Linked DNA regions of Mus musculus: region 1 is linked to region 2. Evidence: chromatin contacts called from ENCODE Hi-C or POLR2A ChIA-PET data. All regions are on one chromosome and are shown on one strand. The core of a region is the stretch at or near the end of the contact, and the rest is flanking DNA. Distances in the headings are between cores, read along the strand shown.

Region 1 (2,700 bases), core at 162-2,661, 46 kb after region 2:
CAAACAGCTGTGGGAGGCTTTATTTATTGTCGGAGAGGTAGATTGTCTAGTTTGGACCACACTCTGACCAGGGCACAGGACCCAGTCACTCAGGAACCAGAGTCCAGGAGAAGGCAGGTCACATGCTTCAAGCCTCAGGTTTTGTAGCTAAGAATCGGGAAGTGGGAGGGGGATCTTTAGGGGCAGAATGGGGAGTTTGCTGGGTCCCTTAGACAAGCTGTTTTGAAACTACTTGGTCTGTTGTCTTCTTCTGCAGCCACTGGGTGTCTGGGATTGGGGGCAGCTGCTTTTCTTCTGCTGTCACCAAACATCTGGCTTCCCGGAACTTTGAATTCAGTTTCAGTGCCTTGGCTTTTGGGAGAAGACAAAGGGGTTCCTTTACTCTTCTTTTCCTGAGTCCTAAAATCGTCGGACATTGACCACTGGCCATCTACTGTACGGAAAAGCCTTTTCATGTACTAAAAGCAGGAGTTAAAGTGGGCACTTCCTGGCCTGCAAACAAAATGACTGCAGTGGCCGGTTTAGAAATTTCCTGCTAAAGAAGCAGATTGGGGATAGAGGACAGCCATAAAGCCCTTAGTTCCAGCCCCAGGACAAAACGGAGAAAAGGCCCAGTATGAATGTCCAAAGGTAACGCTATGGCAGGGTGAGGTCATGTGAGGGCTTTAGGCTAGGAAAAACGTTTTCTTCCTGGTCTGCTATACCCCCCCGGGGGGGGGGGGGTGCAGATGACAGACAAAAGCTCACCATGGCATGTGTTAAGCAAGACAGGAAGCCCGAACTATTAAGGAAATGCTAAGTTTTCAACAACTGCTGTTGACCTCAGCACTCACAGATTTCAGAATCCGTTCATTAAAAATCGGAACAATAATTCCTTGTTAATTACTTTATGTTGCTGTGGGGACCTCAAGGCCAAACAAAGCTCTCAGAAAAGTATAAAGGGCAACTCAGAGTAGGACTGTTGACTGGCGACGTCATAATCTGCACCTTTGAAAGTTTCCTTCGGCTAATGCAGCAGGAAAAGAAGCGAGCAGAAGGACAAGAACGCTGCATCGCATTGATCCCGGCTCCGGAAGAAGAAAAGAAATCCAGCTCGGACTTGAAGCGAAGGAGAATCTCTAGCAACCTCCGAAGCCAGCGCCTCGGAAGGTGATACCAGAGCCTTGGTGTCCGGAGCCCGCTCTGCCAGCCCTGGGCATCCTAAAACCCGCAAGCCTAGGTGCGCAGCCAGTGTGCCAGCTCGCGAGCGTCCCCTGGCGCCACCGCCGAACACTGCGGCTCGCAGCGCGAGGGGGCGGAGCGGCCGGACGAGCACAGGGGTGTGGTGTGGGCGGGGTCTTCTTTTTATTTATTTATTTTTTTTATTTTTTGCGCGCGCGCGGACTGATGGCGTCATCGAAGCGACTGGCCCGGAAGGAAGTAGGGTGCTGAGGGGTGTGGCGGTTTCTACGGTTGCACGGGGGTTCGGCTGTGTACGGAGCGCCTGGAGGGACAGCCTGGTACGCGGCCGCCGCCCCTCCGTGCACGCTCGGCATCGCTGAGGCTCGGGGGGTGGGCGCGGCTGGAGCTGACGTCCTGAGCCCCCTCAGCTCGCCCACCCGGGAGTCCAGTCCCCTGCCCACGGGTCCGAGCGGAAGCTCTCGGCCGTGTCTGCCTCGCGGAGGAGGGCGGGGAAAGGGCAAGAGGTGGCTTTGGGGTGGTAGTGAGGACATTTGCAGAGAGGACACTCCTGCTGCTCGGTAGCTGAAGGCCGCTACGGTAAAAAATAAGTAAATTAGTCAGACCTGAGAGGTGGACTCCGTGCCCTGTGCCCGGTGTGCACGTCCGTCACTGTAGTGTTTTCCAGATCCTTCAGGGTTCAGGAAATGAGTGTCTACATGTAACTCTGTGGCATCTGGGACCCTGGACATTTGGGGACATCCCACCCCACCCCACCCCACCCTCACTTCGGAGTAGTCCAGAGTCTCCAGCCTGAGACATTTCCAGTTTCCTATAACCATGGGGCTTGCGGGGGCAAAGGATATGGGAGAATGTGTTACAGTTTTACATAGAGATCTGTCCCGTTTAAGTCCAAAGGAACAACAGAGAAGGTGGAGGACAGATCAGAGAGAGAATCCTACGTCGGAACTCAGTTGCTTGCTCTTCTCTCTCTCCCTCCCTCCCTCTCTCTCTTCCCCCCCTCAGGGTCCTAAGGGAATGACTGGTGGTTTCCTTCGAAATGGCAGGCAATTAGAAGTAGGAGGCTCTGACCAGAAATACATAGCCACAGCTGCCTGTCATTTGACATCCTCTGTAATTTGGGCCAGCACCCTGCAGCTGCCTCTCTTCCTTACAAGTATAAATGGCTCTGTTGACAACATGTTAACGTGAAGGGGAGAGAAGGCTGTGTTTTGAACCTTGCCCAAATGGCACCAAATCTCTCTTAGGTATAGCTGTTTCTGGAGCTAATGCCCCCTTGCTTCAATGGGAATTATACTTCCACAGTTAAGGAACGGAATGTTGACTGAGAACAAGGACACAGTGAGTTGTAGATCTGGCAAGTAGTGTGTGTGTGTTACAGCAGGCTGCCCCAGAATCACTTTACGTGAGCTTCAGCTTGGTGGCTCTCCTGTACGTCAGGCTACACATTGTCCCATATCTTCTCTCTAGGATACAGGTTCACTGATGGCTCAGTTGGGAGCTGTTGTGGCCGTGGCTTCC
Region 2 (2,700 bases), core at 37-2,536:
CACTCCAGAGCTGGGGCACAAAGGACCAAGCTCAGTCGATTGAGCCAAGGATCTAGAACTTTATGGTCAGGACCATGACTATGTAAAAATCTCTGCCAAGTGTAAATACGTACTTTTTCCGGAAGGCTTGGGGGAATCCGAGAGGGTACTGTTATTATTAATAAAAAGGTCTTATTTCGAAATTTCGCCGGAGGGGAAACCAATGGGGCAGTCTCTAGAGTTTGTGTCGTCCTGCAATGCTGAGACCCCCCCCCTCCTCTAGGACATCGGCCTCTACTTTGATGCTACCTCCAACCACGTCGCCGCCAAACGGCAGCTCAGCTCGTCACAGCACAGTGAGGTAGCTTTATGACTTTAAACGGGACAAGAACCCTGAAACACACCAAACACGATCTATAATTCAGAGCGCCCCTGGGGGCGTTCCAGGAGCTTTGAGGTGACGCTTCCTGGCCAGGGAGCCAAACCTTCAACCACGCTTCACCTAGACCGTCTCACCGGGAAGGGAGTCCTTCCACTTCCAGTCTGACTGGACAGGCTCAAAGTAGTTGGAAGGGCTCAGGCAGCGCCCAGGGAATAGTGGATGCCCCCAAGGCTTCGGCGCTTCCAAGTGAACACATCCGGGAGAGGCCAATTAGGGGAAAGAGAACCGGCCGAAGCAGCTCGGAGAAGCTGCCGAGCTCCCGAGGCGTAGCCCGCCCCCCGGCGGTCCCGGGGAGAGGCTTGGATCCTAGGACCGGAGCAGGCGCCCTGCGTTCCCACCCCGGTCTCCACCCTAGACACTAGTGGGAAGCAGCAGGCAACAGGAGAGGGCACAGAGCCCGTGTCCAGAAGTCCCGTCCCTTGGGTGACCCGTGGGCTAGGGCAGCCGGGCACAACCCGCAAAGGGGAGCAGATCCAGCGCTGGGCGAAGGCCGGGAGGCGGCGACCGGCTAGGGCGCTTTAAGACTCTCCCCGCCCACCGGCGGCGCCCGCCTCCGCCCTCCGCTCTCCCCGCCCCGGGGTCCGGGAGAGAGCTGCGATTGGGCGGGCGCGGCGATCCCTTTGAAGTGTGGCTGCAGATCGCGGCTATTTGACGTGCAGCTCGCGGAAGGCGAAGGTTTTTGTGTTGCTCGCCTGGGCTAGCTGCGGCGGCGGCGGCGGCGGCGGCGGCGGCGGCGGCGGCGGTGGAGGAGGGGAGGCGGCACGGAGGCGCAGCGGCTGCTGCACGGCGTTCGACGCAGCGGAGCGAGCCCACCCGCCCCGGGAGCTCGCCTCCCGGAGCTTCCCCTCCCTCCCCGCCCCCCCAGTGGCACTGCCTCCTCCAAATGAGCGATTCGCCCGCTGGATCTAACCCAAGGACACCCGAAAGCAGCGGCAGCGGCGGCGGCAGCAGCAGCGGCGGCGGCGGCGGGAAGAGGCCGGCGGTGCCGGCAGTGGTGTCCCTCCTGCCCCCGGCGGACCCCCTGCGCCAGGCGAACCGGCTCCCTATCAGGGTCCTGAAGATGCTGAGCGCTCACACCGGTCACCTCCTGCACCCGGAGTACCTGCAACCGCTGTCCTCCACACCCGTCAGCCCAATTGAGGTCAGTCTCCGGGCGCTGCCCACCCAGAACTGAACCCCACTCCTCCACCCATGCTGGGCCCATGGCTCTGCTCCCTCCACCACCCCCCACCCCACCCCACCTCCCGTAGCGACGCGAGGCCCGAAGCTGGCCACGCAGGCGGACCTCCTGAGGAGGGACGGAAGGCAGGAACCAGACACCCCCCTCCCCGCCCGCCCAGGTTCTCCCTAGACTCATGGGTGGAAGGGTTTTGCCCAGTCGCCCTTTGGAGCTGCGTGTTTTCTAACCGACTGGATTTGCTCTTATGGTGCCCAGAGTCCTTTACTTTTCCTCTGGCCCCTTAGAGTCCTGTCCAAAGACGGCTTCTGGGCCTCCCTCGCCTCCACCCGGTGTCCCTCTGCATCTTCCCCCGTCTGTTTAGGGGCACAGTGCAGACAACCAGGCACTCGGGATCCTGGGTCTTTCTTCATCTTACTTCTCTGGGTGTCCTCCCCGGGAGGGAGGGAGAAAGGGAGGGAAGGAGAGAGGGAGGGGCTACTCACAGGGCCAACTGCGGCTCTGCCTTTAGAAGGCGCCTCTCCCTGCTCTTACACCGAGCGCCATCACCAGAAACCCGTCCCAAACGAAGTTCTCCCAAACTAAAGGCTTAAGTTTTTCCCTGGCCCAAAAAGATGGGAAAATTATCTGGAAAGGGGCGAATCACCATCCGGATTACAGAGAAGTCACCTTTAACCGGGAGGGCTGTGGTTGAGCCATTTCTCCTGCGCGCCAGCGCCCATGTCACACTCGGGGACTAACCCACAAGGCAAGTGTCATTCCGCCCAGCTACTCGGCCAGAGCCAGGCCCTCCTTCCGTGACCCTCCTCGCTCAGCTCCCTTCGCTCGCCCACAGTGCTCGGCTCAGCTTCTCCGCGCGCGCTTAGTGAGTCTCCCAGTCTCACCCCCTTCTCCCTCCCCTTTGCCACTGTCTCCCGCAGCTGGACGCCAAGAAGAGTCCTTTGGCTCTGCTAGCCCAGACCTGCTCGCAGATCGGCAAGCCCGACCCGCCGCCCTCATCCAAGCTCAACTCCGTAGCGGCGGCGGCGGCCAACGGGCTGGGATCCGAGAAAGACCCGAGCCGCTCCGCCCCCGGCGCCGCCTCCGCGGCCGCGGCGCTCAA

The links. A loop is a pair of places that touch in the nucleus more often than their neighbours do. ChIA-PET counts read pairs that join two places held with the same protein, here RNA polymerase II (POLR2A).
Region 1: a loop to region 2 is called in a map of gastrocnemius, with 9 times the contacts of the local background. The contact joins the promoter of Erlin2 here to the promoter of Zfp703 in region 2. A Hi-C loop is called at or near these places in 14 of 37 maps with a recorded cell type or tissue (T-helper 17 cell, gastrocnemius, heart and 2 more). POLR2A ChIA-PET finds 5 or more read pairs at or near these places in 2 of 5 experiments (Patski and embryonic stem cell).

What each region holds. Positions count from the first base shown.
Region 1 is chr8:27,022,408-27,025,107 of GRCm38, forward strand. It overlaps Erlin2 (ER lipid raft associated 2), which reads left to right and starts at 1,412. Exons shown (of 12, transcript NM_153592.3): 1 at 1,412-1,499; 2 at 2,650-2,700. The coding sequence starts at 2,665.
Region 2 is chr8:26,976,050-26,978,749 of GRCm38, forward strand. Zfp703 (zinc finger protein 703) reads left to right here and starts at 1,287. Exons shown (of 2, transcript NM_001101502.1): 1 at 1,287-1,562; 2 at 2,519-2,700. The coding sequence starts at 1,305.